Linked DNA regions of Homo sapiens: all the other regions are linked to region 6. A link is a loop called in an ENCODE intact Hi-C map of the cell type or tissue named here. Cell type or tissue: heart left ventricle. All regions are shown on one strand. Region 1 has its middle 41 kb from the start of DSC1. Region 2 overlaps LOC105372049 (a long non-coding RNA gene). Region 3 overlaps DSG2 (desmoglein 2). Region 4 holds the start of DSG2 (desmoglein 2). Region 5 overlaps DSG4 (desmoglein 4). Region 6 holds the start of DSC2 (desmocollin 2). Region 7 overlaps LOC105372049 (a long non-coding RNA gene).

The links. A loop is a pair of places that touch in the nucleus more often than their neighbours do. Peaks named below come from ENCODE experiments on the same cell type or tissue, not always from the same donor. Only the 100,000 strongest peaks of a DNase experiment are listed, where the experiment ranks them.
Region 1: a loop joins it to region 6, with 3 times the contacts of the local background. A loop is called at or near these places in 18 of 110 quality-filtered maps.
Region 2: a loop joins it to region 6, with 4 times the contacts of the local background. A loop is called at or near these places in 10 of 110 quality-filtered maps.
Region 3: it touches region 6 in a loop (3-fold over the local background); 15 of 110 quality-filtered maps call a loop at or near these places.
Region 4: it touches region 6 in a loop (7-fold over the local background); 20 of 110 quality-filtered maps call a loop at or near these places.
Region 5: a loop joins it to region 6, with 2.4 times the contacts of the local background. A loop is called at or near these places in 7 of 110 quality-filtered maps.
Region 7: a loop joins it to region 6, with 2.4 times the contacts of the local background. A loop is called at or near these places in 13 of 110 quality-filtered maps.

What each region holds. Positions count from the first base shown.
Region 1 is chr18:31,201,452-31,205,451 of GRCh38, forward strand. No RefSeq gene overlaps it. Among named protein-coding and RNA genes, the nearest start is that of DSC1, 41 kb to the left of the region's middle. In heart left ventricle, no CTCF peak of the experiment used is centred here; a DNase peak (open chromatin) is centred at 2,139; H3K27ac peaks cover 1,473 bases.
Region 2 is chr18:31,260,368-31,264,367 of GRCh38, forward strand. It overlaps LOC105372049 (a long non-coding RNA gene), which reads left to right. Exons shown (of 4, transcript XR_001753388.2): 4 at 1-1,930. Among named protein-coding and RNA genes, the nearest start is that of DSG1, 56 kb to the right of the region's middle. In heart left ventricle, no CTCF peak of the experiment used is centred here; no DNase peak of the experiment used is centred here.
Region 3 is chr18:31,509,302-31,513,301 of GRCh38, forward strand. All of the region lies in intron 1 of DSG2 (desmoglein 2), which reads left to right. Among named protein-coding and RNA genes, the nearest start is that of DSG2, 13 kb to the left of the region's middle. RefSeq lists an enhancer at 1,953-2,022. In heart left ventricle, a CTCF peak has its summit at 2,101; no DNase peak of the experiment used is centred here.
Region 4 is chr18:31,495,838-31,499,837 of GRCh38, forward strand. DSG2 (desmoglein 2) reads left to right here and starts at 2,340. Exons shown (of 15, transcript NM_001943.5): 1 at 2,340-2,459. The coding sequence starts at 2,415. RefSeq lists an enhancer at 1,730-1,869 and a silencer at 2,070-2,539. In heart left ventricle, no CTCF peak of the experiment used is centred here; DNase peaks (open chromatin) are centred at 1,924 and 2,394; H3K4me3 peaks cover 2,026 bases; H3K27ac peaks cover 1,454 bases; H3K27me3 peaks cover 739 bases.
Region 5 is chr18:31,392,998-31,396,997 of GRCh38, forward strand. All of the region lies in intron 8 of DSG4 (desmoglein 4), which reads left to right. The region is part of intron 1 of DSG1-AS1 (DSG1 antisense RNA 1); the gene reads right to left. Among named protein-coding and RNA genes, the nearest start is that of DSG4, 18 kb to the left of the region's middle. In heart left ventricle, no CTCF peak of the experiment used is centred here; no DNase peak of the experiment used is centred here; H3K27ac peaks cover 358 bases.
Region 6 is chr18:31,100,235-31,104,234 of GRCh38, forward strand. DSC2 (desmocollin 2) reads right to left here and starts at 2,187. Exons shown (of 16, transcript NM_024422.6): 1 at 1,669-2,187. The coding sequence starts at 1,737. It overlaps DSCAS (DSC1/DSC2 antisense RNA), which reads left to right and starts at 1,354. Exons shown (of 4, transcript NR_110785.1): 1 at 1,354-1,489; 2 at 2,889-2,960. In heart left ventricle, a CTCF peak has its summit at 1,674 (motif pointing right); DNase peaks (open chromatin) are centred at 837, 1,207, 1,737 and 2,197; H3K4me3 peaks cover 2,515 bases; H3K27ac peaks cover 2,453 bases.
Region 7 is chr18:31,240,280-31,244,279 of GRCh38, forward strand. All of the region lies in intron 1 of LOC105372049 (a long non-coding RNA gene), which reads left to right. Among named protein-coding and RNA genes, the nearest start is that of DSG1, 76 kb to the right of the region's middle. In heart left ventricle, a CTCF peak has its summit at 1,892; no DNase peak of the experiment used is centred here; H3K27ac peaks cover 649 bases.

The DNA.
Region 1 (4,000 bases), 100 kb after region 6:
CCAATTCCCAGGCTTTCTCTTCATTTTGTTGATTGTTTCCCAGGCTGTGTAGAAGCTTTTTAGTTTGATGTAATCCTATTTGTTTATTTTTGCTTTTGTTGCCTATGCTTTTAGGGTCATATCCAATAAAATATTTTTCTAAATCAATGTCGTGGAGCTCTTCCCCTACATTTTTTCCTAGTAGTTCTGCAGTTTCTGGTTTTACATTTAAGTCTTTAATTCATTTTAAGTTGATATTTGTATATGGTGCGAGATGAGGGTCTAATTTCATTCTTCTGCATACGAATATTCAGTTTCCCCGGCACAGTTAACTGAAGAGGCTGTTCTTTCTCATTGTGTGTTCTTGGCATATTTGTTGGAAGTCAATTGAGAGTAAATGCATGGATTTCTTTCTGGTATTTCTGTCTTGTTCCATTGGTCTAAGTGTCACTCATTCTTTTACTAGCATAAGATGCAAACCATTTTGGAATCTGAAAATGTGGTTTAGAAAGGCGTGGCATAATTTAGTTTGAAAATGAATAGCAAACTTGCCCAGTCTTTTCACCTTATTCACGGCAACACTAAACATTGAACTACAAAATATTACCTTCCTTAAAAATGGAATTAGACTACACTTATTTATAATTTTCAACTTTGCACATTCCAGAATAAACTGAGTTTTGTTGATGCCACAGGACAGAGGGGAAGTGTCGTCTTTGTGCTTGTGTGCCTTAATTATGTGTTCAAACATAAAACAAAATTTCTTTCAATAGATCTAACTAAACTCAAATGAGATTATATATAAAGTTCAGTTGAGAGGGATGGAAAGATAGGCGTACTGTTACCTTTAAATTCCCTAAAGAGCATCAAAACATAGCAAAAGATTCTTGATAGCCATGTAATCTTGAATTAATAGCTATACATCTTAGTCATAGAATTAAGATTGTCAGAGCATGAACAATTAAAAGAAAGGCCAGATAGTTTAAGTAAGGTTAGATAAAATTTATTTTTGCTTGATTTTAGTTTTTCAAAAAGTAATCAAAAGTGAAAGAAAACAAAAAGATAATACAAAATACTACAGTTGTACACATTGTATTAACCTTTCTACTCCAAGTGAAAATGTGCATAGAAACTATAAAGATAGCAAACATATTTACATATATTTTACAGATTCTAAAGTGCTGATAACCAGCTAATGATTCTGAATCATGGGCTCAGATGTTTTAGAGTTACATGTTATATAGTTTAGTTTATTGCACATGTAAATGTACATTATTTCTTTATTTCTTCAATAAAATATTGTTTTAATGCAATTATATTAAATCATTAATAATGGATAGATAAAATATTGATCAAGCTTTATATTAAAAATGTCTGATTTGGGGGGTGCATTTACTATGTGCTCAATACTCAGTTAAGAAATTTACATACATTATGATATTTCATCCTCAGAAGAATCCAATGAGTTAGTTAATACCTATTTAATATAATGAGGAACATGAAATAAAAAGGTTGGTGAAGAAACTGGCTCATGAGATCACGCCATTGCACTCCAGCCTGGGCAACAAGAGCAAAACAACTCTATCTCAAAAAAAAAAAAAAAAAAAAAAAGCTGGCTCAATTTACACAGTTAGTAGAACATGGAGCTAGAATTCAAACTCATATATTTTGCTCCCAGAAATACTCTGTTCTGATTAATGTTGCTTATATTGCTAAAAGTTATTTGAATGGGGCAGACATAGTCTGTTGTGTGGAATCGTCAGCTGAGGCTCAAGAGCCTGGGCTCAGTTGATACGAAGGCAATTTCTGTACCATATCCTCAGTGTGTTACAAAGAGCATGAGTGCTTAGGCCATTGGTGAAACGGTCTAGGGTCAATGAAGCAGTCTTATTGTCTGAGGTGTTATCTGAGCTCTTGGTCTCACAACCAAGGAAATTAAAAAGCAAGGACACCAAGGATGAGGTTGGAGCAAAAGTTTAATAAGCAACAGAAGAAAGCTCTCCACAGCAGAGAGGGGTCCCAAGAGGGTTTCCATTTTTACAGTTGAATGCAAAAGTTTGTATAAGAAACTTTCTTTATCTGTATAGCTGTGTAACTTCCCCTGTCTATATAGCTGCTTGTGTAACTGCCCTTTTCTGTGCAGCTGCGGGCGTGTCTTACGCAAGCACAGGGAGTAACACTTCTGTTGTCTGAGCAACTGTAGGCATGTTTTAGGCAAGCCCCCCGCCCCATGTAAGTTCCCAGGGAGCCCACCATGTACAGGTCCATGAAAGGAAAAGAAACTTTTTCCTAGGCGCCCGCTGATTACACAAAGAATAAAGGTGTTTCTATGTTGAGCTTTGCTCCCTTATCTGTGCAGCTGCAGCTTGATTTTCCAGGCTGTTTCTCTGTTTAAATCCTCTGCTGAGGACTTGCCTTAACTGTTTTTTTTTTTTCTTCCTTTCTCTTCTTTCATAAGGATGGCCTCAAACTCACTCGGTGGTCTTGAGCAAGCTGCTTACCTGCTCTGCATTTTGATGTTTTTTTCTATAACGCGGAAAATAAGCAGAGCACCCTGTGCGGGGTTGCTGAAAGGATAAAATGAGTATGCAAACACCTTGGACAGAATCACTCTATCGAACATGCTTATATTCCTCCTTTCTGATGCACTGAACACCTCTGGTTGCTGAGTTGTAAGACAGAAATGAGACTAAATACCTGCTTAACTTAACTAAATACCTGCTTAACTTAACTAAATACCTGCTTAACTTAACTAAATACCTGCTTAACTAAATACCTGCTTAACAAACCTCAGATATTGCAAGAACTTAATATTTCAGAAACATTCACTTAGAAATATGCTTTTATGAAGTAAAATTATTTACAAATAACTAAAATTATGAGTACCTTGGGGAAAAGTGTATTTCATAACCAGAAAAATCACTTCCCCTAAGTTTATCTGCCTCATATTTTACCAGTTTCATGATGTCGTAAAAATTATTTCTACATGTAAGCATACATAGATTAAATATGATATTCTATTTATTATATTTAGAAAATGATCGTATTCTCTTTCTCTTTGTTAAAGGCCAACTCATTCCCTTCACTTCCCACATTTTTTTTAAACAGAAGTTTCCAATCAAGCCATTTATTTCTAGAATGTTACCGGCATCACCTATAAACAGGAGCCATCTACTGTCATGTTTAATATTGCTTGTGTTTCATAAATTGCTTGTATTTCATTACTGCTTGTATTTCATAAATTGGTGCAAATACTCAGAACTTGCAAAAATAATTACCATTCAAAACCAAGAAATAAAGAAATAATGATATGCTTGTTTGTAGTATTATGACTAAATACAAATTTACTGGAAAGCTCTGCTCATAAACTCCATTTTCTTTCTGAGAAGCTGGCTTCACAAATTGGAAAATAATACTTTTATGCATATATTTTCTCATTCAACAAATATTTGTAGAAAGCCTGCCCTGCTGTGTGCCAGGCACTGTGTTAGGCCTGATACAATGATAAACAGGAGAGGGGATACAATAACGAATAGGAGAGTTGTGACCTCTGCCCTCAGGAACAGGGCACTTGTGGTGCAGACAGATAAGTAAACACACTGCCATGTGTGAGGAGCGCCAGGGCAGGGAAAGGGGAATGTGCCCTGGGAGCACACACCAGGAACCCCAGACCCACACTTCATGGTTGCAGGTAGGGAAGGTTCGCTGGTGGGAATGACCTTTAAGCTATTCTCTGAAGGATAAGGATTACCAAGTAAAGGGGGAGATTGGAGTGGCGGAAAGGATAGAGAGTGTTTCCAAAAGAGGAAACAGCATCCATGAAGGTATACAGGAGAGAGACAATGGTATATTTAAGAAACTGAGAGAAGGTTCATTTGGCATGAAGCCAGCATGGAGTTCAAGGTGGAGAGTACCAGGAGATAAGAATAAAGAACTAAAGAAGATCCAGCTTGTACAGAGTTATGCTAGTAGTACTTAAAAATTGGGCTTTTATCTAAGGACAATGAGTTCCAACAAGAAT
Region 2 (4,000 bases), 160 kb after region 6:
TTCTAGCTTAGACTTTGATATCTATCATACAATCAACGAAGTGTGAGAGTAAATAAAATCATTATAATGTATGTCAAGTCTCAAAATGATTACTTGCAATGCACCTCTTCTTGGAAGCTGCTCTCTCACAAGGAAATAAGTCAAGAAAACAGAAATCATGGGACCTGAGAAGCAAGAGATCCAACAAAGGGGAGAGCAGCAGAAAAATCTACGTATGAAAGCTGGGGATGGTGGCTCAGGCTTGTAATCCCAGCACATTGGGAGGCTGAGGCAAGTGGATCATTTGAGGTTAGGAGTTCAAAACAGCCTAGCCATCATGGTGAAACCCCATCTCCATTAAAACACCAAAAAAAAAACAATTAGCAGAGTTGGTGGCGTGTAGTTGAGGCAGGAAAATCGCTTGAACCTGGGAGGCGGAGGCTGCAGTGAGCCGAGATCGCACCACTGCACTCCAGCCTGGATGACAGAGTGAGACTCTGTCTCAAAAAAAAAAAAAAAAAAAAAAAAAAGTCTAAGGATGAGAATGAAGGGAAGTCCTAAGATGAATCTGATAAGGAGAGCAAGCAGCCCAAACTGCAGCCCAGGTAGAATACTCCAGGAGGGAAACTTAAAAAACAAATCAAGCAAACTAACAATTAAACAAATTTTTAAAACTGAGTGAATGATTACCTAAGCTTTCAGAGTTCTGCAAATGTTGAGGATGACTTAATGAAAAATACATAGAAATGTAAGCATCAATTGTTAACGAATTCCAAGAGAAATGAAAAATTACACAAAAAGGATATTACCTGATTCAGCTGTAAATAATGCATATGAAGTCACAATAATATAAGCACTGAATTTTCATCTTAGTAAAAATTATGGAATAACCAAATTGGGAGGATGAGTTGAAAGATAAATATCTGCGTGAAACGAATTTTTCCACTTGTTGGTTTTAAAGAGAGCTAAATGATGGTCTCATTTTCTGTAGAAGGAATTTAATAGATTATATCTCAAATTTTGAACCGAAGAGAAGTCAACATAAGTACATTTAACAATGGGAAAGAAATCCCAGAAGATCAGAATTCAAAGAGGTTGCCTCTGGTGGGTAGGAATCAGGGATATGTAGGGATTGGACATTAAGACTGCTACTTTTTCTCATACTCTTGTCATTTCGACATTTTAAAACATATTTTTTATAATTGTGGACCAGCAGTTGGCAGATCCCGATTTAAGTCCAGTCTGGTTATTCAGGAGTCCAAGCAGGTTTACTGGGTCCCTTGAACTGTATTCCCCAAATTCCAGAGCAGTTTCTAGAACAAAATAAGGAATCTCCAAATATTTGCTCCAAAACACCTTCAGGCATGTTTTGAGCATATTTTCTGAACCCAGAAGCCCCAAATTCTTGACAAAGTGTAGCATAACCATATCCTGTTCCCAAACCACGGATTGTAAAGATTTGTGCTCAGCCAGACTCCTGCCCTCTGCAGCCCCCTGTTAAATGGATTCAGCAGACTGAGAAACAGTAAGGCTCAAAGTGGCCCATCACTTTTAAGAGATTTATCTGACAAGGTGGGGAATTTCCAAGGCATCTGAGGATTTCCTAAACTTTCAGAGACCCTGCAGGCTCAGGTTTCAACATGAGTCCTTGAGACAGTTCTGAATAACCAATAGAAGGGATGGTTCCACATGCCCAGAGCCAGGAGGGCAGGACGGGAGGGCACGCTCCCTTATGGCATGGAGTGTCTATTGGGGTAAAGAAAGAGCAAGGTCATTCGTTCTTAACTCAAATATATATCCATGTACCCAACAAATGTTTTCACAATAACTTTTAAAATCTTGTCTATCACACTTTAAAAGACTGAATATTCGTGTCCATTTAATTATTTTTAAAACTGGTGTTTTTGGAAATTTGAATATAAATAAAATAAAAAGGGAAGATGGAAGAAAATGGTGTCTGGCATTGTGTCTTATAGCACGCATCTCTGTTTTTCTGTGTCTCATGATGGTTGCTATTTACAAAGCAAACCACACCTCCTTAACATTTCTCCCTCAACTACAGATCCACATTCTTCCCTTATCAGGGTCTGGTTCCTCCTAATCAACCTAATGTTTAACTAAAGTAACTCATGCTTGTTTTACTTATTTGGCATGCTTTGCCTCCTCTGAGAAAATAATTTACACATTGAGCTGTTTTGAGTACACATTTTATTCAACTGTATATAGATATTTTATATTTATAAATGTACATCATTTTATAATGTTTCAGCCTATTTAACTTAATTACAAACAGATATAGCAACTGTCTGCAAGTCGTATTACAGTTGTAAAGTAAGGATGCATTGGAAGAGCTTCCTATTAATATAAATTACTTTTAAAAAGCTGTTTTATATCAATACAAAAAGTCTTAAATTTTGAAAGCATTAATTGTATCTTTTATTCACAACACCCTGATATTGGGCAAGATTTCAAATCAAAAGAATCCAAACCCAATTATTCCAGTAGAGATGATCATTTCCCATTCTTTGGCTAGTGACTGGATTTTTAATAACCTAAAACCTCGTTGTAAATCTTTGACTATAGCAGCCTTCAGGGAGCTTTGTGGTTTGGATTTTCGGCTGCTATCCCTAGTTGCTATCAGTTAAGGATAGAGCCCTGAACCAACTAGAACCATGTGGAGGACTCTGACGCCATGTTTACTATTCCATTACCTCCCCATATCAAAATAATGAACAAGCAAGAAAAAAATGGTATAAATTACCTAGAGGAGAATGCACAAATCTTAGTTGCACAGCTCAATGAATTTTGACATAAGTATATCCCCATATGTATATCCCCAAATTTGACATATGTATATCCCCAGGTGACAAATATCCAGATCAAGAACACATTGATCACCCAAGAGAACTCCTCCAGGCCTCTTAGTGGCCCTCCCCTGTCCCAGATGTAAGTTCTTTTCTGATATCTATCACCATGAGTTAGTTTTGCATGATTTTCAAACGAAGTTAATACAAGCGAAATTATAGTCTATACTCTTCTGTGCCTGTTTTCTTTTGAAATTAATATAACATTTTTGAGATAAACATAAGACCTAAGTATGGAAAAAACAAAGTAAAATGACCTTGCTTCTAAGACACCTTGATTATGTATTTAAAAGTCCAAAAGCATTTGGAATAAAACGCCTATAAATAGTGAGATATTTAGCAAGGTCAAGAGATACAACGTCACTATACAGTAATCAATTATATCTCACTATATGTTTTGAATAACTTTATGGTTGATCCAATAATAAATTATTTGCTGAAATGAAAGTGTTCTTAAATATACACCCAGTGACACATAGAAACATAACTCTAAAACAAACATGATTAATGAGGTGAAAAAAGACCTAACATATCCCTAATACCTAGTAGACAATTAAGGTTTGTTTTTCTTGTTTTTGAGACGAAGTCTCACTCTGTCGCCCAGGCTGAAGTGCGGTGGTGCAATCTAGGCTCACTGCAACCTCTGCCTCCTGGGTTCAAGCAATTCTCATGCCTCAGCCCCTCAAGTAGCAGAGACGACGGGCACGCACCACCACGCCTTGCTTATTTTTGTATTTGTAGTAGAGACCATTTCACCATGTTGCCCAGGCTGTTCTGGAACTCCTGGAATCAAGCAATCCACCCACCTGGGCCTCCCGCAGTTTGAGGATTACAGGAATGAGCCCCCGCGCCTGGCCAAGATTTTTTTTTTTTTAAATAAAGTACTAGGCAATGCACATAAGAAAATATTAGCTCTTATATTTATCATTTTGTCCTTCCTTTGAGGAACTTTTTAAATATTATATATAATATATGTCATATTATATATATCATATAATATATAGTGTATCATATATGTAATATATTATATATTATATATTTATAATACAATTTAAAATGCTATATTATATATAATATTTTAAAATTACATTCACATAGAAATAAGGATATATGTATATATCTCTTTATCACAAAGTATTTCATAGAGTATGAACCAC
Region 3 (4,000 bases), 410 kb after region 6:
GCCCAAACATCCGAAGAACAGGTGAAAGATTTTGGTAAGTCATGTACTTTATTACTGTCAGACTTAAAATATTTATTATTATCTAAAGTTCAAATTCAGAGTTCAAAAATTAAAAGTTCAAAATATTGCTCTTTTTTTTTAAATTAGCAATTGTGAAAAATATAATTACATATTTAAATCAGCTGTTGAGTGAGACTGCTATAGGAGTATATAAATGTCTAGATCATCTGTAAGTTGGACTTTTAAGTTGGAATTTTCTAAATAAGTTATGCTGGTTAGCCGTAAAATAAATGTTATAAAAACTGTCTTTTCTTCCTCCTGTCCCCAAAATAAGATTAAGAAGAGAAAAGTGCAGTAGGTGAATTCCAACATAAATCTGACCCACGTCAGATTTATCAGAGCAGATCACCAAACTCACTGGTCCACCCTGACTGCACTGGGTCACTTGAACTCTTCTGAACATGTACATTTCTATGACTGTAGACTACAGAGCCTTCTTTGTGGCTATGGACGCTACTACAGACCAGACCACCAGCTCTGCCAATACAAATAGAAAAGTCAGGATGTGTGACCAGAGGAAATAAACAAGTGGCATCCACTCCCTTTATTTTATCTCATTTTATTTCTTTCAGATTATTTCAGCCAAAGTTGAAAGCTCTTTAAGAATGGATTGGGGATAAACCAGGGATCCTCTGGGCAGTTTTTGATTTGACCTTCTATACAATAAAAGGGAGAAACAAAAGAATTATAAAACATTCTGCTGGTTGGAAGGTTGAGTAACCAAGGAAAGAAAATAACACAGATGTTAGATGATGGGCCTGAGGTGGGCATGAATTTAAAGAACCACTGGCAAGTGCCACGTCCTCTGTGTTTGAGTTCTAAAGATAGTCCGTTGAGCACACTGCTTACCTTCTAGTAATTTCTCGCTGAATGGACATTAGAAGCCATTATAGTGACTGAAAGTTGAAATAATGTTTTAAACTAATTTGTATTTCTCTACATCCATTTTTAATAAGGTATCTCTTAGTCTGATCTATTAAAGTTTAAGGGATCACCTCACCATAAAACCACTGAACACTTCAAGATTCTCTACTTTAAAGGAAAGACTTCTGACAGAGAACCTGTCAGCCAGGAGGAGCTGTCATCCAGTGACTCATGAGTCCTTCTGGATTCTTGTTTAAACTCATCAAGGTGACTTCAGAACAGAAAGTCTTTTCTAAAAGTGCTGACCTTGAAAACAAAGAGTACATTGATTGATGGTGTTTGGTATTCCCTCATGCCTCTGCAGGAAAAAAAAAAAAATCTTTTGCCAGATACCAGGAAGTCCAGTTTTTATAAGATGTGCAGGATCCAATGGTAGAAAAATTTTTTACATGTTTTTCAAAGCAGCAAAACTAGTTAATAAAATACTTTTTTTAGAGTTTAGCAAATTAGAAAAGCTTTTGCAGAATTTTTTGGTTCATCTGAAAACACTGCTTTGGATACAGGAACTAGCAGCTTACTTTTCCTCGTCAGTCTTAAAGTCATGTTGCAGGTGACATTTTTCTGTCACCAAGTTCCTGGTGAGAAAAAAAGTCACAGATTTAGTGTTTGGAGGAAACCTTATTGGCCATTTTGTCCAGCCACCCCTCCCATGCTTGAAACCTCTTCACAGCATCCCCACAGGAGGTGACTCAAACTTACAGAGTGGACAGGTTTTTTAAAAAGTGCCAGGGAGTGGGAATGGAGGACTAAGGCAGAGAGTTTCTGCTTGTTCCAGTCATGTTACTTGCAGTATACTACCCACTAGAGATGTACAGAATCTCCACAGTCCTCTGCAGCTTGTATTACTGTCCTGACCCTGGTTATTACAGTAGCTTCCAATCAGAGAAACGCAGCCATGGTGTCTTAACCTCGGCACTTGGCCAGTTGCAGCCAGATAACACTTAGTTGTAAGGGCTATCATGTGCATTGTAGGATGTTTGACAGCATCTCTGGTTTCTACCCACTAGATGCCACTGGCATTTATCTCCCCTACCTCGAGCCCCACCCTGGTTTGACAACCAGAAACGTCTCCAGACATTACCAAATATCCCCAGTGGCAGGAGGAGCGGGGCAGGGCAAAACTGCCCCTAGTGGAGAACGATTGGTCTAAATTAAGAATGTGTTCTGTGAGATAGAGGATCTTAAGGAACCAGATCCAAATTATTTAGAAAGCAGTGGCTGAGATCTTAACTGCTCAGTCAAATAAACAGACAGTTCCACAATTGACAAAATGTTAGTGCAGTTCTTTTTTCTTTTTTTGTACAATGAATGAAGCAAATATTTCAGTCCATAACACCTTACTAAAAGCATGCTACTGCAATACGTGCTATAAAAATGCAGATAGCAGAACCCTCTTACCTAGATTCCAAGACAACCTTGACTTTAAGATGCACATCAATTCTTCTGATGTTTTAGTGTAACATACATCCAGAAAAGTGCACATATCACGAGTGCACTGAATCTTCACAAACTGAAAACACCATGTCACCAGTAACGAGGTGAAGAAACAGATTGCCAGCATCCCAGAAGGCCCCTTGTGCTCCCTTCAGTCCCTACGATCCCCCTGATAGCCGCTGTCCCAATTCACAGCAGATTAGCCTTGCCTGTGTCACGCTGGCTCCCTAGATGCTCAGCAATTTAATACCAGCCTTTTGAGAGAAGAAAAGAAACATTACATTAAAGATGTACAAAACCTCTAATATGCATCCCAGTTCCTTAACTAAAACCGACTGATGACTCCCAAATTTTTATCTCCGGGCATAACTTCTTTTCTGAGCTACTAACTCCTATATCCAAAAGGCCATTCACACAGAACACATAAAAACGGCTCTTACCTCCCATTTCACCCCTCCCTCAACACCACCCCTGTCTCCTGCCTCACCTTCAGCTTACCCCATCCCTCTCCCCATTCTGTCTCATCTCTGGAAATGGTGCCTTCACTCACCCAGGTGTTCCGGGTCAAAATTCTAAGGGTCATCTATATTTGCCCTCATTCATTCCATTCACAGGTCTCTGTTGCCTCTGCCTTCAAAATAAACACTGGAGATATCTACTTTCTTTCATCTTTACTGCAACTCCCAGGGTTTAAGCTAGTGTTATGTATTGCACGTGCTTCTGCAATGATGCAATGACTACAGTCTGGTCTCTATACATTTGTTCTTGCCACTTTATGGCCTGTTCTCCATACAGTAGCACCAGCGAGCTTTTTCAAACATAAACTGGTTGTATCATTTCCAAACATAAAAGCTTCCAGTGGCTTCCTCTCACACTCAGGATAAAACCCAAAGTCCTCTCCCTGACTGGGTACTGGCCTATCCCTGTGACATCATCATCACTGATTCACCACCGCATGGCCTGGGCGTTCCTTTTGCAGGGCTCTGCCTGACTGGCTTCCTCATACCATTCACGTCTCTGTGCAGATGCAGCCCCTTCTGAGAGTTTTCCCACACTTCCAAGTCACTCTCTACTATCCTGACCCTGCTTTAATTTTTTTTATTGCTCTTATCAAAACCTGGTCTGTCTTTGTCTCCCCAGTATGTAAGCATCCAACAGGGTAAGAATATTGTGTTACTTAACATATCCTACAAGCTCAGGAAATTGAGGGTATGAATTAATTCAAACTTGCAGAAATTTTAAGATAAGGACCATGCAAAACTTAGAATTGAGGAAATGTCTCATAAATTCTGTTTATTGAATGCCAGTCACTGCAATAGTTACATTTCATATATTTCTTTAATTTGCACATCAGCCCTGCAAAATGGATGTATCCTAGTTAGGTGGCTTTCAGATGCAAGTAACAAAACCCAACTAAAACTAGGTTAAAGAAAAGAATGTTGAATATCAATCGTAAGAAAAAGTTTAGAGAGAGAGTTGGTCCAAATTTGAACGATTCTGTAACTTAAAGCCTTTATGGTTTCAGTTTGGCTTCTCTAGCATTTCATTAGCTTTCCCCTCATGGTCACAGCATGGCTGTAGC
Region 4 (4,000 bases), 400 kb after region 6:
ATTAGTACACTATGATTACAGTAACTCCATTGCTGTCCCCTGCGGGGCCCTCTGGGTATGCGGATCCTATGGGTAGCGATACCTGCCCCCATATTGGATGGGGATATGCACTTGGGGGTGGCCATTAATTCCATTCACCATCCGGGATAATATTCCCCTCCCCAGTAATCTAGATGCTTACAAACATCCCTGGTTAGAATGCATCCGACTCCGTAGGGGTGGTATCCTATCACAGCATTCTCCCCTGCAGCTGATACAATCCTGCTTCAGCAACAAATTAAAACATTAAGCTCACTTCTAAGAAAAGCTCTTAATGATAGTAGCACTGGATGTATGTTGTTATCAGATGAATTTGCTCAGCTATGTACTGTTGTGTTGCAAATGGAAAGGCATTAGATATGCTTACTGCAGCCCAAGGAGGGGTTTGCACCTTACTGCACTGGATGTTATGTGTATATCCCTGACAATTCTCACAATATTACTCTCCTTGCAAAGCCATGATGGGTGTGTTATTAATTTTGCTTTTAATTCTCCTGTGCTTACCCTGTATCTGTAATCTCTATCAACTATGCCTTCCCCATGTATCTGTAGGGGTATTTTCCTGCGATTGAGTATCAGATTGAAGCCGAATGTGGAGGAAAACTTAAATATTAAATTTGAACTCAATTGAACATGGACACAAACAATGGCCACCAAGTCCCAGAACAGGTGGTGTGAGCCCCTTGAGGAATTCATCGAGCGCTGTTTCAAATAAATCTCTATTTAAATTCCTATTTGTTAGTTATTGAAACACAACAGACAATCGCAAACACAAGTTGACCTTTTTGTGTTCCTTGAGTCCAGTCGGGAAGGGCCCTTGTGACTGGGTCTCATGCCAAACAACTTGTTACGATAAGAGCTAGGGTCCCAGACCATGAGGAAACTTCATGAGAATCCTCTGTAGTCTGGTGAGTGTAGTGTCCGACTCTGGAGCCCAGGCTGTTGCTTCCCGGTGTGGTGGTGAATCCTCCACAGTCTGGTGAGTGTACCTATAAATATATCTTTTCCTTCTCCCCTTCCCATTGCAATTTGCTTATTATATCATTTGCTTATTATATCCGCGTTGCCATTTAATTGGGATAAAGGTTGTTTACCCTTAAAAGTATGGTGTGTGTGTCTTTTCTTCTCCCCTTGCGCCTTTCTCGCACAGAACAATAGGCTCGTCCATTACTTTCAGTCGTTACATTTCTTGGAAGTTTCGTAATCCGGTGCTGATTCTAGTGTTTGGATGCCCATACTAAGTTTCTGCTTTTCAAGATGTCAATTTAACATCTCACCTCGCAATCACGTTGTTCTAATTTTAACAATTATTTATTGAACCCTTAAGTTCTAGACACTGCAGAATGCTTTACCTAAGATTTTCCAATTTCGTTCTCAAAACTTCCCCGTGCGTTGGTCGCTATTAACTCCATTTGACAGATCTGGAAACTGGGGCCCAGAGAGGCTAGTCCAGGCCACTCAGCTAGTCACTCTTGGAGCGGGGCCTCTGATCTAGCTAGTGGTGTAATAGAAATTGTAAATCATTTCAAAGAATATATATATTTCCCGTAACACCCTAGAGTTTTCTCCTAGCCCAAGAATTGTCCTTTTTGACCTCTGGTGATTGTTTCTCCTTGAGCCAGATAAGCTGCAAACCTGTTGGAAGCAGTGAAGGGCCATAGGGAAGAGCAGCCTTTGGGGAGACAGCCACCTGAAATTCTGCTCCACAACCTCCGCTCCAGGAGAGCGGGCCGAACGCACCGCGGTCGCAGCTTTCCTGAGGACACGGGTCCCCATGTCACTAGCGACACCTGCGCTCCGGGCCCAAAGCACAATCACAAAGTGCGGGACCTTTGGGCGGTGCTGGGCGGCCTGGCCCCGCAGCCACTGGGCCGGTTGGTCCCGCAGGACTCTGCTCCGTGGAGCTTTTGTCCTTGGGCCGGGGCCCTGCGACCCGCGCTACCCAGGTCGAGCCCCGCCAGGAGGCTCCCTCCTCCCGCCATTCTCCAGAGAGTAGGGGGTCGGGAAGGAGAGAACGGCGGGGCGGGGCCTGCCACCCACAGTCCCCAACCCAAGGACGTCACGGTCCCAGGTGCGAGTGCGAGCGGGCGGGAGTCCACCCCGCGCCTCCCTCCTCTGCTGAACTCCCCACCTCTGTAAAAGCGGCCCGGGCCGGCCCCCGGCTCCATTTTCTCGCGGCGGCCACACCTGGAGCCGCGCCTTTGGGTTGGGCTGGGCTGGGCCGCGCAACCGCCACGGGAAGACAGCCCTCGGGGCGGGGAGGGAGAGGGTGGCCGGGCCGGGGGGAGGCCGGGGCCAGGGAGGAGCCGAGTGCGCGCTCGGGGCAGGCGGCGGCGCGGAGCGGTGCGGCGGCGGGAGGCGGAGGCGAGGGTGCGATGGCGCGGAGCCCGGGACGCGCGTACGCCCTGCTGCTTCTCCTGGTAAGTGCCGCAAGCGGGACAGGGGAGCCACCGCCGGGGAGGGCGTCGGTAGGCGAGGTCTAGACCTCGCGACCAGACTTGCCCGCCGCCCTTGTGCGCGTTACCTGCCCGGCGCTCCTTCCTGCTGCCCGAGGGGGGAAAAGGGCCGGGCAGGCTGCGGCGAGATCCGACCTGGGGCTTCGGAAAATCCTCTTGGCTGGAGCCAGGAGAGTAAGTTGCGACCTATCGAAGTTGTGTTTTCCTTCCCGCGTCACCCAGGCCCCAGCGCCCTTTTCTGTGGTGTGTGGGTGTAGTGAGCCCTGGGGCGGGGAACACCATTGCTGGGGGTCGGAGGCTTTGTTGAGAGTCTCTGGGACGAGAAACGTGGAGGCAATAGGGAACAACCTCGCGCTTCTTCCACGTTCCTTAAATTTCCCTAGGATTCCCCAGCTCCTCTAGCCGCCGACACAAGCCAGTGAACTGGGGAAACCAGGAACATACTTGTATTCTTAGAGTGCAAAAAGTTGGCTAAAAATTTTTTAAAAAGGTGTAATTTACAAAGCTTAATTTTAAGTGGATCACCCACATATAGTTTTAACTTAAAGTTTATGAAGTTGGTGTTTCAAAAGTTTTCCAATATTAAAGATAATAAACATATGTAATAGTTTGAAGCCTTATTCATTTAAAAGGTTACAGAAAATGGAAGTGTAGCGCCCCCTCCCCCACGCCCCACCCCTCACTCCCGGAAACGACGTTCAGTCCCTGGATTTAGAGTTCTTTTGCTCAAATTGGATTTTAAACTGTTGGTTTTCTGTTTGTTTAAGGGGTTGCACGTATGTATCTCGCTTATAGGGGTTTACTAAAGGGGTTTTAATAAAGTGACAGTTATGCTGCAAATATAGGTGTGAGTTCACCTTCCAGAGAGTTCACAAATATGTGTTTACAGAGATTAGATGCAAAATCATACTCAGTTTTCTTACGTAATAATTAAAAATGCAAATACATTCACTATATTCAAAGTTCTAACTTCCAAAACATGAGCCCTTCTATCCTCGAGTTTTGGTGGGATGTGGAAGAAAATCGTGTGTGTGTGTGTGTGTGTGTGTGTGTGTCTCAAAACGGAAAAAGGCGTGACTGAATCCAGTCTAGAGATTTCCATGAACTCTCAGGTGGAAGAGCATGATAATTAGGGCGTCCAGGCCTAGCACACAGTTCATTTTCATGCTCTATTTATCCATTTCATTTTCCCCGTGTCCTTGAGGTAACTTTCAATGAAAATTCATTTTGTTGACAAAACTTTTCTAAGACGTGATCTGGGACGTCGTTTTTAGCCTCTGGGCTGGCAAAACAACTAATCCTGTCACCTTGATGTTTCCTTGTTTAAGGAGAATCCCAAGCTAATGTAACACCTAGCTTACTTTGAGAGTTACATATTCTTTCCATATATGAAAATAAATGACCTTTAATCTTCAAATAATGTAGCAATCAGGCCAATTTGTACACTCACAGAGTAGCAGGTAAGCAAATTAGGCATATCTTTCATTTTAGCAATTTGATACTTT
Region 5 (4,000 bases), 290 kb after region 6:
TTAATTTTTCTTTAATTACTTGCTTTTAATTCACAGACAATGATAAAACTGAAAAATTTATAATTAGAAACGAATAAAACCACAAACCAATAAGATTCAGATTAACATTACTGTAATGAGGGAAATTGTTATTTTTTAACAAAGGAAATTGCTGCTAACAACATAAACAACACTTATAGCCAGGAAAATATATATTAAGACATATATGTACACACATATTTTTAGCTTACTACACAGTGTGATTGTGGAATTTACAGTGTGATTATTCAGTTCTGTTACTATTTTTCTCTATTCAAGCACATAAGGCTCTTTTTGTGTTACCATAAAGTAATAGCTGAGACTGGGTAATTTATAAAGAAAAGAGGTTCAGTTGAATCACCATTTTGCAGGCCATACAGGAAGCAAAGTGCCAACATGTCCTTCCAGTGAGGGCCTCAGGAATCTTACAATCATTGTGGAAGGCAAAGGGGGAGCCAGTGCATCACATGACAAGGGCAGTAGCAGAAGAGAGAAGGGGGAGGTCCTAGACTCCTGTAAACAACCAGATCTCGCAAAAACTCATTTATCACCAAGGCTATGGTGGTAAACCATTCGTGAGGGATCTGCCCGATCACCCCTCACCAGGCCCCACCTCCAACTTTGGGAATCACATTTAAAGATGAGATTTGTGGGTGACAGACATCCAAACCATATCATCAAGTTACTGTGAAGTTTTTTCAGATAGCATATTAGGAAGCCATTTAGCCTTCTGGAAGCAAACATATCGTTTATTCATTGGGTCTTTCGCTTTTCTTTCTCAAGTATCTGAGCAATTTTAGTATTACTACTTTACCACCAAAGCACAACCATACACACTGAAATCATATGGTATATTAACTTAAGAGCTGGCCACCAAAATTATGAAAAATATTTATATATAAGATTGTCATCCAAATGAATACACACAATTTTATAATTTCTTAAGTGAACACAAGGACTCAAAGAGTATATCATGGACTTTCTGTTTGGAAAACATTGCTTTGGGCCAGAGGTCAGCAAACTATGATCCAGAGGTCCTCACCTGTCCCCTGTTTCATAAATAGTTTTATTGGAATACAACCACATACATTCATTTACGTATTTTCTGTGGCTGTTTCCACACTCAAGTTGCTGATATGAATACTTGAGATAGAAACTCTGTATGATATGACCCCTAAAACCTAGAACATTTACTATCTGGCCCTTAACCAAAAGTTTTTCAATTCCTACTTATAGACCAAGGAAAGCTTTGGGATATTTTCTAAAATAACAATAACACCGGCCTGGCAAAGTGGCTCACGTCTGTAATCCCAGCACTTTGGGAGGCCAAGGCGGGCAGATCACCTGAAGTCGGGAGTTTGAGACCAGCCTGACCAACATGGAGAAACCCCATCTCTACTAAAAATACAAAATTAGCCAGGTGTGGTGACACATGTCTGTAATCCCAACTACTCGGGAGGCTGAGGCAGGAGAATCGCTTGAACCCGGGAGGCGGAGGTTGCAGTGAGCTGAGATTGTGCCATTGCACTCCAGCCTCGGCAACAAAAGTGAAACTTAACAACATGAGTTCAACTCTGAAAAGACCACAGTTATAAAAATTATTATGATATTAATTAAGTTCTGAGGTACTAAGCATCTGATCTAAGGCAATGGCAGTAAAAATGGAAAAAAAAAAAAAAAGGAATGGGTATAGGAGACATTGCCAAATACAATACAAAGAGGAATAGAGGAACAAGAGGTCACCTCCCACCATATCAAATTCTGAATATTTAGTCAAGTTTTTCTTCCAGGGATCAGAATTTGTTAAACCTTGCATCCTGGTTAAAAATCAAGAGCTAGACATAACATGCAATTCTTACCTATGTTCTTATCATCTTAGTGACTAACTTTGTATATTATCTCATAATATGTAACTGCTCTTTGCTTTTGTTCTGTCTCCCAACCTACTAAAATAATAGAAGAATTTTGTGCATAAAGAACCTGATCTAAATATCTTTCTACCCCCAGCACCTGGTCCAGTGTCCAAAAGATAGTAGAGACTCACAAAATTTGAGAATAGTATTGATGATACTATTTACCTGAAACTAATGGCATAGATATCATCCAAACAGAAGTCACTGGACTTGATTGCATCATTCGTAACTTCTGCATACAATTATAAATATGAAAAAAATTAACAATGCAGGCAATGTACTATCTGACTTATGTAATGTGCCTTCTGTGATAACAACTTTTTTAAAGATATACTTAATTGCTAAAAAAAAAAAAAAGCTATTGAAATATCAATTTCATGAAAAATTTGTCAAGGTAATTTGGATGCTGTATATACAAAGCCCTATCTATTTTTTTCTGAATGATAACTTTCCAAATCTCTTAAAAAGAGTAAGAAAAAATGTGCTTAAAAATACCAAAGTAATGGAGAAAGGCTAATTAAAATGAAATTTTAAACCTTGATGTTTGTATTACTACCTAGCCAAAAGAACTATTTTAGAGAACATAAGCGTAATTTTCCCATGTTTGACATTTTCAACAGCTGGTGGTCAGCCTCTCATTCCAGATACATCTGGAATGAGGTTACTAATGTCCTCTTACACCTTCTCCATTTTCATTCGGGATACCCCTTAACCCTGAGGAAACTGGACTTTTGACTAAGCTTTATATAACCCTTCTCTTAGTCTGAGGAAATTACAAAGACTCAATTCAAAGGATTTAAGGTGGCTCGTGCCTGTAATCCCAGCACTTTGGGAGGCCAAGGCGGGAGGGTCACTTGAGTCCAGGAGTTCGAGACCAGCCTGGACAACGGGGTGAAACCAAGTCTCTAGCGAAAGATGGGTGTGGGGCGGTCACCTGTAATTCCAGTTACTTGGGAGGGCTGAGGCATGAAAATCACTTGAACGCGGACCAGGGAGGCAGAAGAAAAATAAGGATTTATTGAGAATTGCTATGTGTTAAGGACATGAAGGCAAATAAGATATGGTCCCTGTTCTCAAGGAATTTACAGTTTAACAAGAGAAAGATCTCAGAAAAATGAAAGTCTCTCTGTCAATAACAGCCTCTCCTTGGTATTTATTGATAAGTGTATATGAAAACGCAAGCAATAAAAAAGTGTGTGTGTATATATATATACATATTTGACTTCAACACTGAGAAAAAAGCAAAGCAAAATGCTACCCAATTGGAATTCTAACAAAAAAATTGATTCTCTATTTTTATAATAATTCTAACATTTATTAAGCAATTACTAAACACCAACTATTCTGTTATAAGGTGTATCCAGAGGGTTCACATATATTATCTCATTTAATCCTCACAACTCTCGGAAGAAAATAGGGTCATTGCTTTTTTTTTTTTTTTTTTTTTTTTTTTGAGACAGAGTCTCACTCTGTCACTCAGGCTGGAGTGCAGTGGTGTGATCATTGCAACTCCTCCTCCCAAGTTCAAGCAATTTCACGCATCAGCCTCCGGAGTAGCTGGGATTACAGGCATGCGCCACCACACCCGGCTAATGTTTGTATTTTCAGTAGAGACGGGGTTTCACCATTGCTGGCCAGGCTGGTCTCAAACTCCTGACCTCAAGTGATCTGCCCACCTCAGCTTCGCACAGTGCTGGGATTACATGTGTGAGCCACCGCACCCAGCCAGTAATTCCATTTTTAGAGAAAGTGAAACAAAATTGAAGAAGACAAATAGCTAGTCTCAATTTACCCAGGTGGTGAATGGCAAAGACAAGAACCAACTGGAACTTTCTGGTCCCAAAGTCATATTTAACTGCCACCTTCGTGTCTCACTGCGTAATTGGGGGCCAGTAAAACCGATTTTAGGAAAGAACTAGCATGCCGAGACTTTTCTTCCAAGTCTGTGTACCACTATAAACTCCTTCCCAGCTGTGTGTGCCCTGCTTCTCTCTTCCAGACACATTTGTACCAGGAAATGAGCCTTCCTGGAAACAGAACATACACACTCAGGCAGATATTTGACCATT
Region 6 (4,000 bases):
AAGAACAAGGAATGGAAATTCAATTTCAGTGTATTCAGTGATACCCCACCTCCTCCTAAACAGAATCTGAGATAACACACAGAAAGCTCTCTCTGCAGGTATATGCAGAGCAATGCCACGCATTGCCAGCGTCTGTGCATGCCTTTTCCTTTAAAGAATGGCCGGTGGTTTTAAAAGAAATTGCAATTTTATTAGGAGTCTAATGAAAATTTATTTCTTACTCATCAACATATGTTCTGACCGTTATTTATTCCATTCTTGGTTTCCTCATCTGTAAAATGTTAACTGCTGTGTACTTGGCCCTTTCTATGTTATTAATATGCCCTGAGAATTCAGTTAAGGGTTTGAAGTCCATTGAGCTCCTCGAGAAAGACATTCTAATAACAGTAACAATTACCAATTCATGATTGTAAAATGTGGAACTCTACTGCGAAGTGAGAGCGGAAGAGAAGGGGAAATTATACGAATATTTCAGCCCCCAGTTCACTTCTCCCAGAAGGAATTAGCCTTCCGGGTTCCTCCCTTTGTCCTTCAAGATTGATTGGCGCCCAACGCCTTCTGCTTAAGACAAGGAGCACTTTTCCACACCTGTCGATTTTTTTCCTCTTCCAGGGAGCCAGGAAAAGTCCAATCGGACTTTTTATATCCCCAATTCCCCAGACGCTGCTCCCGGCATTGGCTTTTTGCGTCTTCAGGCTCCCCAACGAGATCCCATCGGTCAAGCCTGGGAAAGGGGCTGTCCCGCCCCAAATAAGGCCAACCACTTAGGCTCCCAGCTCTGGGAAGGGGTAGGGTCATTGCTGTAGTGCTCTTTAAAGAAAGAAAGAACCTGGGGCAAGGGGCGGTGGCGCGGGGGGCGGGTGGTGAGCAGAAAAATCGAGTCGCCTCTGGGGACAAGAAATCAGAAAGACCCTTCCTTCCTCCGAAGATTTAGGGAACTGAAGCCTCGCACGTTAAGAAACCACTGAAACTGTACAAATGCTCACCTAGGGCTCGCCGGTCGACAGTCCTCAGGAGCAAAGGGTCAAGATCCCCTCCCCCACCCGCCACTTCCCCCCGCCCTTCTCTCAGAGTAAACAATTCCCAGAAAGGCGAGCAGTTCCCTTTTTCACCCAAGGACACTCGCTCTCCGTCCCGGCCGCCCAGCGGTTCCCCTTTCCGTGGCCTGGGCAGGCGCTGAGGCACAGGGAGCCGCACGTTCCCGAGGCACAGGGAGCCGCACGTTCCCGAGGCACAGGGAGCCGCACGTTCCCGGGGAAGGTGCCAGAGGCCAGCTGGACGGCCCCGGCGCACTCCCGCCCCGGCGCACTCCCGCCCCGGCGCACTCCGACCCCGGCGCACTCCCGCCCCGGCGCACCCTGCTCCCCGGCGCGTACCCAGGGGCCACGATTTTGGCTGGGCGAAAGCGGCCCGCTCCCGCCTCTCCTTGAGTGCGCTGATTACATCTACCGGAGACACCTTCCCTTCCCTTGGGGATCCCAACTCTCAGGTCGCGATCCTCTTCCTATCTGCCCTCCCCCACCCCCGCCAACTCCATTTTCTAGCCACCCAGAGGCCCCTTCACCCCAGCTTTTCCCGCCACCCCCACCTATCCCCGTTCCCCTAGTTTTCCTCTGCACCCTAGGCGATCGCCCCCTTCCCCGGAGCGGTGGCCGCGGCTACACTCACCGCGAGGGTCAGCAGGAGCAGCCGGCAGAGGGCTCCGTTCCAGGAGCCGGAGGGGCGGGCTGCCTCCATGGAGAGGGCTCGGGGCAGGTCGCGGGCCGAGCGTCGGGCCGGGGTAGGAGGGCTCCGCGGGGCGAGGGCCGCGGCCGGAGCGCAGTCTGGGCCCGCTGCTCAGGAGGAGCGCGAGGCGGAGGAGGTGGGGCGCGCGGAGAGGTGCTTTTCTTAGCTTCTCTGAAGCGCCTGCCTCTCATCCAAGGGGCTTTTCCTTTGGCGGAGGGAGGGGCTCCAGACGCGTCCAAAAGACACCGATCGGCCCCTCCTTGTTGTCTATTTAAGACTTAAGACTTCATTTCTCTAAGAAAGCCACGGGTGGGAACTCCCTCTCGCCGCCACCCTTTTACCTGCGCAAGGTGTTTCTCACCAGCGGACGCCACCTATAAGGCCCATCTCCCCCACCACGCCCCGGTGTCCGCTCCGCCAGGCGAGATTAACAGCCGGCCCTGCCCAGCAGAAGCCCTGACTGCACAAAGACTCACTCCTGAGTGCGCGGTCGGCCCCGGCTCCGCCCTGCCCGCTGCCCTCGGCGACGGCCGTGGTCCCTGCCCTGGGGTCAATTACAGAGCGAGGTCTGAGCCGCAGAGGCTGGGTTTTAGGTCACAGCTGCCTGAGGCCCACCTGACAGAAAGTTGACTCCAGGGAGACTGTTACACACTCTACTGGAGTGAATTTCCTACACACACCCACAAGCAGTTCAGACATCATAGTCATCTGAGGCACCATTCTTTGGGGTCTTGTGTTTTTAGGAATTTACTGGCATGACAATGATACAAGACAATCGCCATAATTTAGAGACAAAAATACATATATACATACATACGTACGTAAAGTTAGGGAATCAAGGCGACTGCAAAATAATAAAATCGAGGGTGAGTTACTATAAGAAATGCATCCATTGAGGTCCTAGTCGTGGGCTACATGTGGTTACTGATTTTCTCCAAGAACATCCCTGGTCACAAATAGAGTTATAACTTATTTCCTATACCGGACTCCTGAACATCCAGTGGAGAGTTCTCACCTTCTTTACTACCATCAAAACCAGAGTTCATGGTGAGAAATGAATAAGAATGGGATAATTTACATTTTTATTTGAAGTGCACTTAAACTAAATGAATTATTGCAGCACACAATCTGGAAGATTAAGATATAAATGCTGTTTCTTTTAGCTCTTCAGAAAGCAATGACAAGGCATCTGACTCATCCTCCTGCACCTCTTTTCAATTACTGACTTAAACCAGGTAAGCCTGACCACAAAAGAGAAACTTGTCTGCTCCCTTTTATTTGGTTTAAGTTTCCTCAGGGATGTCCTGAGAATCCTATGTGAAAAGCCAACCCTGACACTCACACCATTTCGATTCTTGAAAATGTTCACCATCTTAACACCATTGTATGCCGAGCCAGAATTACTGCAATACTGAGTGTATATTTAAATTAAAAATTAATGTCAAACAGCGCATGCCTTACATTCTCTGTGTCTGTGCTATGCTCATGCCCTATTTTATTAACGAATGCCACTAATGAGCTGTTCTGTCTCCATATCCATAAAATTATCATTGACCCTTTGCTAGTAAAATAAGCCTGAGTCATCAGCATGAGACTATAATTGACATCCTTCCGTTTCCATATTTTTTAACACTCATAGTTTTCCATCAATGATACCATAAGCACACCTCATCCTATTAAAGATGACATCATGGTCTCTAGCATGAAGCTTTTCAGAGGACAAAAAGAAAGCTATAAGCGTTTCAGGTTCTGGAGATCTACTCAGACTATCATCACAGGCTTTGACTATAGGACATTTCCAAACTCTTGCCTACTCTTTACCCTCTGATGCCTTAAGGGCAGCTCATGTTTTTCCTCATTCCAGGAAAGGGCGGAAGAGCAATTTGACTAGAATTCATCTTAGATATTTATTTTCCTCTTTCACATTAATTGATAGAGGCTATTAAAATGGTGATTTGTTTGTTTTATTCCAAAAAAAACTTTCAACAAAAGAATGGAATATAAAGTACTTTCTCTGAGCAAGTACCCAATTTATTTAATGTATTTAGGTTAGGCTATATGGTCACTGAAATAGATCCCTCTAAAACATAGGTTTGAAACAAAGGGCATATATTTAAAAAAAAAATGGAATGTGAGTAGATGTGATCTTTTTTTAAAAGAATGACTTTTGCTTATGAATATGATTCTGCTGCATGAACTAGTTTCCCAATAAAAATATACTTTTTATAGTAAAAAGTACACCAGACCGAAAGTAAGAAGCAACTTCTTTTGTGTT
Region 7 (4,000 bases), 140 kb after region 6:
CCCGTCTTTTCTCCCATTTACTAACTAGGAGGTTTCTCTAAGTCTCAGTTTCTTCATCTCTGTAGAATGGTAGGAATGACACCTCGGAGGTTTGTTGCAACAATTAAATATGACCATATTTATGCAAAGTATAGTGCCTGGACACTCTGGATTACAAATACATGCCATTTATCTTTTAACTTGAGTCTACGACAATATTTAAACATACTAAAGAAGGAATTTGCTTGCACACCTCAATCTCAAATTGGTAGTGCTTAGGGGTTTTGTGTTTGTTTTTTTGGTTGTGGTTGTTGTTTTGAGACAGGATCTCACTCCATCGCCCCAGCTGTAATGCAGTGGTGCCATCATGGCTCACTGCAGCCTAGACCTCCTGGGCTCAAGTCATCCTCCTGCCTCAGCCTCCTGAGTAGCTAGGACAATAGGTGTGCCCCACCATGCTTGGCTAATTTTTTTATTTTTTGTAGGGACAGGGTCTCACCATTGCCCAGGCTGGTCTTAAACTGAACTCAAGCGATCCGCTCACCTCAGCCTCCCAAAGTGCTGGAATTACAGACAAGAGCCATGACACTTGGCTCAAATGGTAGTGTTTTAGTGTCAAGTGTTGACGTCATTATTAGATCACCCAGATTATTCTACTTCACTCTACCATAGGCTTTACAGCTATTATTTGGTAGTATGGATATTCATAAAACACATGCTATAAAGAAAATAGCTTTAGAGGTAGTTAGCAATCCATGCAACAAACCATTGGCTGGATCACTTCCTGCTTCAGGCACCATGCTGTGGCCCTTGTTACAGATAAAGGCACCACAAGCTGTGGAAACAAGTAAAGTAAGCATCCAATCCAATCCTGTTGGAGAGGGGCTAAGCCAAGAGCCTTTAAAAATCATGTCAAAATTTTAATTTACTTGTTTTCTGTTTTCTTTACTTATTTTTATTTGTAAAAGACATGGTCTTACTATGTTGCTCAGGCTGGAGTGCAGTGGCATGATCCTAGCTCACTGCAGCCTCAAATCCTCGAGCTCAAGTGATCTTCCCACCTCAGCCTCCCGAATAGCTGGGTGTATTTTTTCAATTACACCTCTCCTTTTAAGATTTAGGTAAAAGATACATGAAGGCACAGAATTCCTGCCAAATGAAAGTTCCCAGAAAACCATGTGAAATGATGGTTGTAAAAGGATTTACTTCTTAGCTCTTTTTTTGTCTAAGCAAATTATATTCAAGTAAGAATAATACTTAAGAAATCAAGCATGCATATGCTTTGGTTTTTACAGTATAAGGAAGGTTGTTGATGGTGTGCATGTGCCCACACCTGTGTGTACAGTCTCCAAACAGGGCTTTATTGAGTAATATTTTGTCATGATTTTCCCACAGTAACAAATGGCATATTTCCAACTTATCTGCATTTATTCAGAGTTTAATAGCACCACATACAGAGAAACTTTAAATCTACCTTTTGAATGGGATGTTTGAGGAAAAGTTATATCATGTTCTTCAGTTCATTTTTAAATATAGTTTTTAAGGATGAAAATTAAAAGAAATCCCATTTACTTTATCAGAATATAAATTGTCTTTTCGCCGTCCTCTGTATGTATAATTTTTATGTAAAGTAAAATTCTGTCTTCAAATGTGGCAATATCTCTTTAAAAGTCTTCACCAAACAGCCAGCAAACCAGCTTAGCAACTTTCCTGGGTGGATTCTTAGGTGAATCATTAGCCTTGAGCAATGAAACTGTCCAGCAACACCTCCTTTTGAAAGCTTTGATCTGTCTGAGACTGCAGGAGTCACAAAAGAGGTGTTTGTTTCATGCAGCTTCAGAATATTGACAGGGAAAAAGAATCTCCTTTGTTTCAATGCACCAGCCTTAGGCACCCTGGCGGTGGTCTCTGCAATTGCACTGGATGGAGGTGGAGATGCGGGATTCTCCATTCCCAGGGGGCTGTTGCTGTCTCACTATCTGCCAGTCAGGAAATCTTTTCTAGTTTCTCAGACCCCACCTTCAAAAGCTGAAATTACATGACTCATATTTATTTTGATACCATCAAAGTTTTGCTGACAACATGAAATTTTTGCCTGCCCTGTATTAACAAGTATATTCCTGAAGTCATTAGAAAGATTCAGGCCTTGGGTAAGCACTTAGAAATAAAAACTTAATTTATTGTTTGCACTAGTTCCCCTCTTTTCCCCTCCTCAAGGTGGCTATTTGGGGATTAGCAAATTCTGTGACAAAAGATGGTCAAGTGTAGATACCTAGAAGAAGTCACATCCAGCAATTCCATCAAAAGAGCTCTCTAACCATGTTCCCATAGTGACATGTACCAATATCTTGGGTAAAGGGCACACAGGTGAATTAATTTGGTAGTGGATTTTTATAGACTGTACAATACACTTGACTCTTTGCCAAAATATGAGTGCCTAATTGCTGTGTCTTTGGTGAACATGCCAAAGATTCAGTGATTTTATTCACGTAGGAGGAGGAATGATTTGGGGGAGTAGTTTCAGTGGACAGGTTTTATTGTACTTACTAGATAATAAATTCTTTGAGGCAAGAAGAGTGTTATTGTACTTTTTGTATTTATCACAACACCTAATGAGGTGCCTGACTTATTGGCAATCAATTAATACTATCTAGACAAATGGACTTGAGCAGGTGACCACCTGAAACTAACTAGCACACAATAACAAACACTTGAGCTGCACAGAGACCCAGGTTCTTATCCTGATTCATTCATTTATTGTGGTTTTGGAAAATTTGTAAATCACTTAAATGTACAGGGATTTATGTCTTTTAAGGTATGAAAGCTATGCTGGATAGAGGTGCTTTCTGAAGTCTTTTTTTTTTTTTCATTCAACAAACTTTAGCGCAAAGTAAAAGAGACAATGTTTCTGCTTTCATGGAGTGTATACAATGGGTGAGGGGGTGGGAAGGAACAAGTAAAAAGCAAGGTGATTTCAGAAAGTATTAACTGCTGTGCAGACCATACAACAGGGGAAAGAGATAAAGAGTTAAATCCCCTAAGACGGTCCTGGCTGTTTGTTGGCTTTATTTTTAATTTCTCCTTTTTCTCTAAATAGAAATCAACAGACTTTCTTGAAAAGAGGACTTGATTATCAGAATCAACTGTGGAGTGTTTTACAAATAACAGGTTTTCAATGCTCTACAGATTTTACAGGGATGTAAACCAGAACCCTGAAAGCTCTAGTGTCTTCACAACAGTTCCCTTGAAAACACTGGTACTGCTAGGGGAATGAACAATTTACATATAAATAATTTATATTTTAGTTGTCTCTAAGTGTGAGACTGTAAGAAATTCATTTTGAAAACCACTCAAAGGTTTCCTGATTTTCATACTGTCCTTAGCCGATAAGCTCTTAGACTGATTTGACTTCTAAAATACCTTCTAACTTGAATTCATTTGAAAAGCCCGAAGTGTTAAAACTCATGGATTGAGATAAATAACCTTCCAATGGAGTCTAGCAAATTGGAAACTGGACTTGGTCTTTGATCTCAGGGAGGTACGCGTACTACAGACGGGTCATTGTGCTTGCCCAGACAGGACACGAGGTAAGACTTCCTTACTTAAACTTGACACATACAGCATGGTCAGAAACAGCAGATGGGGTCATTTGTTATCTTTAACACTGTACGCCGGCCCAAGTAGGGCAGGACAGTGGGAATCCCATAAAACAGAGCCAGCTTTCATGCTAGGAGCAGTACTGTAGTCACCCAATCATACGGCAGAAATAGTAAAGGTCATGCTTCCTCCACAGTGGTGAGGTGCAGCAGCTTCCTTGGCAAATGACTTCTGCGTACTCTCCCCACATGGAGGAGATTGGTCATGCAAAGTAGGTGTTTTCAGGGTACAGGAAAGCTTTCCAAGATTGCTTCTAGAAGCTATGGCAAATGTATTTTCAATTTAAATGTATCTTCCTATTATCAGCACTTTAAATTTGCCATTTATCAGAAAGGGCCTTTTTCCTCTTTTCCTTCCTGCATTT